2 separate regions of the Mus musculus genome follow, and region 1 is linked to region 2. Evidence: chromatin contacts called from ENCODE Hi-C or POLR2A ChIA-PET data. All regions are on one chromosome and are shown on one strand. Each heading gives the region's core, a stretch centred on a gene start or an enhancer-like site at or near the end of the contact. The rest is flanking DNA. Distances are from core to core; before and after follow the strand shown. Region 1 overlaps Man1c1 (mannosidase, alpha, class 1C, member 1). Region 2 holds the start of Man1c1 (mannosidase, alpha, class 1C, member 1).

Evidence for each region. Hi-C counts contacts between places; a loop is a spot of excess contacts on that map. ChIA-PET counts read pairs that join two places held with the same protein, here RNA polymerase II (POLR2A).
Region 1: a loop to region 2 is called in a map of heart, with 1.9 times the contacts of the local background. The contact joins the enhancer-like site here to the promoter of Man1c1 in region 2. A Hi-C loop is called at or near these places in 6 of 37 maps with a recorded cell type or tissue (gastrocnemius, heart and left cerebral cortex). POLR2A ChIA-PET finds 5 or more read pairs at or near these places in 1 of 5 experiments (Patski).

Annotation. Positions count from the first base shown.
Region 1 is chr4:134,661,795-134,665,861 of GRCm38, forward strand. The region is part of intron 1 of Man1c1 (mannosidase, alpha, class 1C, member 1); the gene reads right to left. Among named protein-coding and RNA genes, the nearest start is that of Man1c1, 40 kb to the right of the region's middle. Within about 2 kb of position 1,402, at least 1 of the 3 ENCODE cell types and tissues checked has a DNase peak (open chromatin) inside an H3K27ac peak, as active enhancers do; it is heart, where a contact is called at or near this core.
Region 2 is chr4:134,702,276-134,706,183 of GRCm38, forward strand. It overlaps Man1c1 (mannosidase, alpha, class 1C, member 1), which reads right to left and starts at 2,015. Exons shown (of 12, transcript NM_207237.3): 1 at 670-2,015. The coding sequence starts at 1,194.

The DNA of each region.
Region 1 (4,067 bases), core at 152-2,651, 41 kb before region 2:
GGTAATTAGCACATGGCTGGAAGATGAGATTTAAATATGCCAATCAGTCCATTTCCAGGGTTTAGCTGAACAATTCGGAATGTGATTATCTTTAAGTGATAACCACTTCTTCGGGGTCACAGCCACGGCTGGGGCACTGACACCCCTCAGACGATCTCTCCAAGTGGTCTGAGCAGCTGTGCTTCAACTTAAAAAAAATAACAGCCACCCAACCCCTGCCGGCAGCGTCATCTGAAAATCCCACCGGTGTGCCTTTAGAGCGAACGACACTTCTTAGTGTTCGTGCTAGAACTACCGCCATTTCTTCCATTAACAGAGACTTTTAAAGATCAGCAGGATGGGGCAACAGAACGGCTTCGCAGGGAGCCAACAGACTGTATCCAACCAAGACAGCTAAGAACGGCCTGTCCTCTCTCTCTCTCAGTCATCAATTCTTCCACTGGAAGTTAAAACCCTAAAGATCCACGACTTCTCCATGAGGGTGTATGGGATAGGCTCCTCGGAAGAGAGAGTGCAGAACAGGTCAGGGTGATATCCTGGGGGTGGGGGCGTAGAACTGCAGGATAACAGATTAGAACCAGCATCTGTTTGGACACGATGCTCGGAACTATTCTGGGTCTTTCCATCTTCTTGAAAATATAGACTTCTTTGAATGGTCCTCCCCCACCTGTTTTTTTCCCAGTACCAGGAATCGAACCTGAGATTTCATTCACACTATGCAGGCGCTCTATTGATGAACTAGACCCCCAGACCTTTGGCAGGGGGAAAGTTCAAAACATCTGTTTGTTTAACTGTATGTGTGCACGTGCACACACATACACACATGCAGCAATCAGAAGTCAGCTTGCAGAAGTTGGTTCTTTCCTTCCACCATGTGGGTCTGTAACGTTGCCTGGTAACCCACCCAGAGATGGCAGTCAGGTGCTTGGGGCTTGGTGGCAAGCGCCTTTACCCGCTGAGCCATCTCCCTAGCCCTCCAGCCTTCTTAAGGAGCTTTCTATACCTGTACAATGGCAGAATGGCTGGGAAAGAAAAAAAAAAAAAAGACAGGCTTCCTTTCTTCAGCAAATAGTCTTGGACACAAGGGGAAGTTACCAAGCAACATGGCAGAAATGAACCACGCTGATAATCCACTCCATAGTAATAGCTTTTATAATTAAAGATTATTGCAAATACAATAGATCCCAACCCAAACAAGAAAGTGGAAAGACAGGCCACCTCTGCCTTTCTCAGCAATTCTACAGTTTACACACAGGCCATGCTCCTCCGCGGGAGTGGAGAGGTCTGGGATTAACCACCTGCCAGGGCCCATGGCTGTAAGTCTAACGGGGGCAACACTGTGTTCCTGGAGTCCTCACAGGTGGTAATTACAGCTGCCAGCCCGGCTTATGGGGTCTGCTCACAGCTGAGCAGGCCAGAGACTCCATGGAATGTGTCTCAGAGGCAGTTCCTGCCAGCAGGATCGGCTGGTGTCTAGCCGCCAGTGTGTCTAACCTTGAGATAAGGTTCCCCACACACAGGATCCTGAGTCATGGCCCTGCCTCGGGAGCCTCCACCTTCCCTTGCAGTGTCAGCCCTATCTATCAGGCGCATTCTCTGTCCACTAACACAGAAGCATCCCACAGGCTAGCTCAGAGCCGAGGAATCCTGCATCGCTCCTGTGTCCAGGAGCAGTGAAGACACCACACGCTGAACTTAAAACTGCGACCGCTATTGGCCAGCAATCTGTAAAGATGCCAGGAAGAGTTTAAATTCATAATTGGATGTTGGCTACACACAGTACCTGCCAATGGTACCTCAGCTGACCATGCTCATGTGGCAGAATGATGTTCAATGTGAGGAGACAAGAAAAAGGAGGCCTCTCCCTGGAGGAGATGTGCAGAACTCTTTCTCCATGTCAACAATTCTGCAAGCAAATGCTAACGCTGTACCGCCTCAGCCCATGGGTTTGAACACTTCTGACATCAAACAGCCCAAAAGTTCTAATGTGCAAAACAAGAAGGAGAAAAAACAAAAAACAAAAATAAAAACACAAGTTCAGCATTAAAAAACAAAACCATAGAGGCAGGCGGATTTCTGAGTTCGAGGCCAGCCTGGTCTACAGAGTAAGTTCCAGGACAGCCAGGACTACACAGAGAAACCCTGTCTTGAAGAAAACAACAAAACAAAACCATGATCCTGCTGCCCTGTGGGAGAAAGAAGGGTGGGCGGGACTGATCGAGAGATGGACCTCATCAAGAGGGGCTGCCAAGACTGTCACTCAACCCACATGACCACGGAAAGGGTGGAAGGCAGACGGCTGCTGTACCAGTGCTCTCTACCCAGAACTGGGGGTGTAACTTAATCTTTGTGGGGTGCACAGGACTCATACACCCCTTGTGGGAGTTTCAGGTTTGGAAGAACCCCAGCGATCCCCAGGGATGAAATCGCACAGATGTTGGCTTTCTAAGATCCTGCCCCAATGCCAACTCACGTCGATCGCCCTCTGCGCTGAGGGGGTCTATGCACTGAGGGGTCTATGCGCTGAGGGGTCTATGCGCTGAGGGGTCTATGCGCTGAGGGGTCTATGCGCTGAGGGGTCTATGCACTGAGGGGTGTGTATGTTCCATGTACATAATCAGGTGCACACATGCAGAGGCCAGGGAGGATTCCAGGTGCCTTTCTCTATCAGTGCCTGCCTCACCCCTTGAAGACAAGAGTCCCCCCACTGAACTAGAAGCCCGCCATTTCTGCTGTGCTGAAATGGCTGGCTGGCTGGCTACTGAGCTCCCAGGAGTCACCTGTTTCTACTCCCCCAACACTGGGTTACAGGCAAGCACAGCCACGCCTGACTTTTACATGAGTGCTTGGGATTCGAACTCAGGCCCTCACGCTTGTAAAGCAAGTGCTCTTACTGACTGAACCACTGCCCCATACCCCTACATCCTAAGTTTTGATTTAAAAATTAGCCTCAGAGACTAAGAAGACTTCCTAGATATTGACAGGATGGAACTAGTCTCAGCTGCCCCCCACCCCAGTGAGCTCAGCTCTGTCCAGGTCAAGGCAAACCAGGGCACTGCTCCATAACTCAGCTAGCCATCAGATTCGCCCCATTACACACAGCCGATCTGCTAAGAACTAGACTAGCCTTCAGGGCTAAGAGGACCAGGATGTGTGCATACCAGACTCACGTTCTTTACAGCAGTCTTGGTTTGGAGTTGATGGGTGGGCTTCAGGGCATATGGGAACTCCTAGAAATGTCACGTAAAGCTAGGTAGGATGTGTTTGTGCACATGTGCTAGGAACATTGTTCTAGGATAGAAGGCTTACAGTTTCATCAGATTCATACAGGAGTCTCCGACTCCATAAAATCACTGTATGTATGTGAGCCTTAATGTAAACCGCTATGACCTGCCAGAGACAGCCCAGAAAGGCAGAAAAACAACGGAGGTGAAAAACTTTCGGTTCCCAATGTAATGTCAAAGGACAGGACTATGAAGGCGAGGTGTGTGTGTGTGTGTCTATCTGTCTGTCTGTCTGAGGCTGCGTATGCATGGCATGTGGAAGCACTATACACCATGTTTTAAGGGTCTCTCATTTGGCCTGGAACTCATCAGGCCAGGCTACATGATTGGCAATCACAGGACAATCTCTTTCTGCCTCCCCATTGCTGGATTGCAAGCAAGTACCACCACACCCAGTGTTTACCCGGGATCCGGGCATTGGACTCAGGTCCCCATTCTTTCGACACAAGCATCTTATCAACTGGGCCATCTCCCCAGCCCCAAGGCTTTCTCCTTCCAGCAAACCTCTTAGATGCTTCTGAGACCTGACTCCCACCTCAGCCTCCTGCTTCCCCTGCCTTTACTGAACCCACATTGTTTCAGGTTCTGTGTTCAAGGCAGGCACAAGTCCTCGTGTGTGAGAGACAGACGTCTACTGTACATACACATAGATAATCACAAACTGAAATCCATGTGAAAGACAAAACCAGATGCAGAGAAAATGGCTAATGATTCCACAACAGGGAAGGCTTCCAGAGCATTCCATTCAAGTGTGGGCACACATACACACACACACGCACGCAC
Region 2 (3,908 bases), core at 765-3,264:
TAGTGATCCCTCTAAATCCCTCTGCGGCCCACTCCTTACGGGGAACCAGTCCAAGACCCGCCTCATTAAGCCAATAACCTCGGAGCTTCTGTAACATTCCCACTGCTTTATTGATCACTCCTTCGTCTTTCACATGCAATTATGTACAATTGTGGCAACGCTCGATAGAAGCAGTTAGCAGGAATGCTCGAGATCTCTGGTCTGCAAGAGGCCGAGAGATTACAAAACAGGACCCCAAATACCTCACATGTCTTGGGTTTTCCAGAGCCTGCTGGAGCTTAGGAGAAGTCAAGACTTAAAAGGCACACAGGGAGGGAGAGGGTTTCTAGTGGCTCCCTCCTGTACAAACGAAAACTAAGGACCTAAAATCCACTCCTACTAGCAACCCATCAGGGAAAGCCTGGAGCCCACCAGGGCTAGGAACTTAAAGGGGACGGGGGTGGTGGGGGGGGGGGGAATCCACCTGGAGGTTGGTAGGAGCCATGAACTAACCTAGTTATCCTAAAGTAGGCACCAAGCAAAGAGAGTAACTTCGGATTGAGGGGCGGTGCTGCGGCCTGCCTGAAGGGTCTTGGGCAGACCAGGAGCCAGGAGAGGCCAAGAAGGTGGGGAATCGCTTGCAGCTAGAAGTCTTGGCGGGAGGTGTGTGTTGGGGGGGGGGGTGCTTACCTCTTTGATTTTCTCTCGCTGAGCTCGCACCAGACTCTGGGACTCCTTACTCTCATCAGTCCTTGTCCCCAAGACCGGGTGTCGAAGGCGGCTGCGGAAACCATTGTAGTCGAAAGTGAACCGGACGCTCTCTTCCTGCGGCCTGAGGGCTGCAACCCTGTTGCCTTCCTCCCGGGGCCCGGTGGGGCGGGTTCGCCGCAGCCACCCTTTCCTACGGAGAACACCGACCAGGCGGCTGGGATCGTCCTCACCCGGGGCCGGAGCCGCAGGGGCAGGGTTGGGAGGCGGCTCCTGCTCTGACACCGAGTGGTGACCGGCGATTTCGGCCATCACCTCCAGGCCGGGCTGTTGGGTCCGCGAGGCCGAGAAGAGGCGCTTGAGGCGAGAGGAATGGGGCAGAAGGAACAGGGCGCCAAAGCACAGGGTGACGAGGCCCGAGAGGAAGAGCAGGAAAAGGAACTTCTGCGGCAGCCGCAGCCCCCACGGCGAGGCCGGGACGAAACCCGGCACTTTCCTCACCAGCATCGCGGCGCGGCCAGCAGGAGGGGGCTGTCAGCTCCGCCCGGGGCCCCGGGAGTCCTCAGAGTCCTCAAGGGTGGGGAGCAAGAGTGAAGTGGCTGGGGTCCCCGAGCAAGGCTGCGCACCTCGAGGCCGCCGCTTCGGGACCCGCCCGAAGTTCAGGGAGTTTGGAGCGAGTCCTCCCGCGCGGGGGCGGGGGCGCGGCGGCCTCGGCGGGGCCCGGGCGAGGGGGGCTGCTCGGCTGGAGCCCGGGCCCGCCGTGCGCCGCAGCCTGCCCTCCGCCTGATCCACGGAGCCCGCGCCCTCCCGCGCCTTCCCGCGCCGGAGTGGTCACATGCCGTCCGCGACGCCCTCGCGGAGGGTGCGCAGGACGCAGGCCCCGACCCGCCGGCACCCGAAGTTTCAGCCTCTGGAGCAGTTTGCAAAGGGAACCCCCGGGGCTTGCAGGGCGAGCGCAGCTCCTAGAGCGCGAGCCCAGCCGGTGGTGACGGCGCAGGGCCCGGCGGTCGGGACACGTCCACAACTTTGCTCCGCCGCGCGCGGTTGCCGCTCCCGAGGCTGCGCGGGACCCAGGGGCTTCAGATGCTCGCGCGGGGAGAGGGATACCCGGGAAGCGCGTGCGAAGCCTGCAGCTGGCCTCTGTCAGCCCTGGGCCTGCCGCTGAGCCAGGAAGCCTTGGCTCCGGCGCCGCAACTCGGGAGGGCGCGGGTCTCCTGCTGCGATCACCTGTTCCCGGCCCCGCGGCTCCGCTAGCCGCGCAGGCTCACCCGCCGCAGCTCCAGACGGGCCGCCGCTGCTCCGGCTCTCACTGCGACAGCGCCGCTGCCCCGCCCCCCGCCAGCCACGCCCTCAGGCCACGCCTACAGCGCGCCTCGCGCCCCTCCTCTCCGCCCGCCGCGGCACCGCAGTTCGGCCAATGGGGAACCTAGCCGGGAAAGATGGGCGGGTCACAGTCTGGGCCACGCCCCCCGCTCCAAATGCTGGCGCTGCGCTCCCCCATCCTGCTAGCTCCAATGGTCCAGCTGCGCGCTGTGGAGAGGGCGGGGTGCAGAGCGGAGAGAGGTCATTGGCTGCTTCCGAGGGATCCCCGATGGGCCACAATCACCCATTGGTTTCTGCCCAGCGTTCGCTGGACTCCGAAAGACCGAGACGCCCCCTCCACCGCCCACCTCCGCCTAGCGCCGCTCTGTGTTTCGGTCTCCCCCCGGAAGGGCCAGGAGACCAGGTTGTTCTGTAAGGCGCTGCCCATCGTTGGGCGACCCTGTCACTTCTCAGCACCAGCCGGGGATTGCCAGGTTGCTGGTAGCCAGGGATGCCCAGAGCTCAGACCAGCCGCGGTAGTACAGCTGCTTCGCTCTGGGGGGGATGGGGATGGCTGGACCAAACCCGAGAGCTGTGGCTGTGGTTATGTCTGGCTGAATCAGTATTTCCAGGGTTCCTCGCAAACCGCCACCAAAAATGTGGCCAAGGCCCTTGGGTGGGGTTGGCGAGGGATGCTAACATGAGAAGCAAGAAGAGAGAGGGACAGACAGAGAGAGAGGCGGGGACCTGGACATATGCACGGGTCATACATAGGATATGCATGTATGTGAACATTTGCATTTTTATGCATACAGAGGCTACCTTGTGGGTGTGTGCTTACATGCAAATATACACTTAATTTCAGCACGGACACCCTAGCAATTATGCCAAAGTGTATCTAGACAGGTCTATATAAGCAAAACATTGACGTGCACAGGCATACCCAAGCCACCTCCACAAGCCCACACATACACCGGCATGTGTTATCAGACACCGTGTGCCCCTGCCCCAAGACACATGCATCCGTGGACTTTAGTCCTTCCCTTGCTGTTAAACCTCACACCGGGGGCCAAAATAACACTGCTGTGTGGGTCTCTCATGCAAAACTCTTTATAGAGACAACAGCATAGGGAGAGACAAATTAAGAGGTATAATAGGCAAGGGGGAAAATATCTGCTTTCAGCTGCAATTTGAAAGACAGAAAATACTGCAGGGACGCCTTTCCCGGAGAGGAGGCAGCCCAGGCAGGCTCTCACCTCATAAATCTTTCTTCTTCCCTGAGGCTTTCTGCAAATGGGCTACTGAGGCTTGCTTCTAACCCTGGCCAAACCATTGCCAGCACGCCCACTCCTGACATTTAAATACCCCTGGCATATAAATTTCTCTCTGCTGAAAATAAAAGATAAAAGACTACTGTCGCTAACAGGTGCAAATATTTTGGTCACCGGAGATGAATAATTTCTCCCAATACACCTAGCTTATATGTAAATTTCTACTTCAAATGTTTCAGTCTCTTATGAGTTTGGCTGGCAGGAGTCAGTTCCCTGGAGTTAGCTCGTGCATGAGATAAGCATGTGTGTGCTCCTTAATGCAGTAGCCCAGAGGCCTAGCCTGGTCTCCTGCACGTCTCCCTTGTCCAAGCTTCTCAGTGGATCCTACAGGAGAGTCCTGGCATATACTTGGGGAAGGAGGTAGGGACCTAGCCTTTAATGTCAGCTTGTCTGCACTGAGGGGGTTGGGGGGCACGGAGACAGAGACGGAGTGTGTGAGTGAGTGTGTGTGTGTGTGTGTGTGTGTGTGTGTATGTGTGAATGTGTATGAGTGTGTGTGTTTGAGTGTGTGTGTTTAAGTATGTGTGTGTATGAGTGTGAGTGTTTGAGTATGTGTGAATGTGTATGTGTGAGTGAGTATGTGTGTGT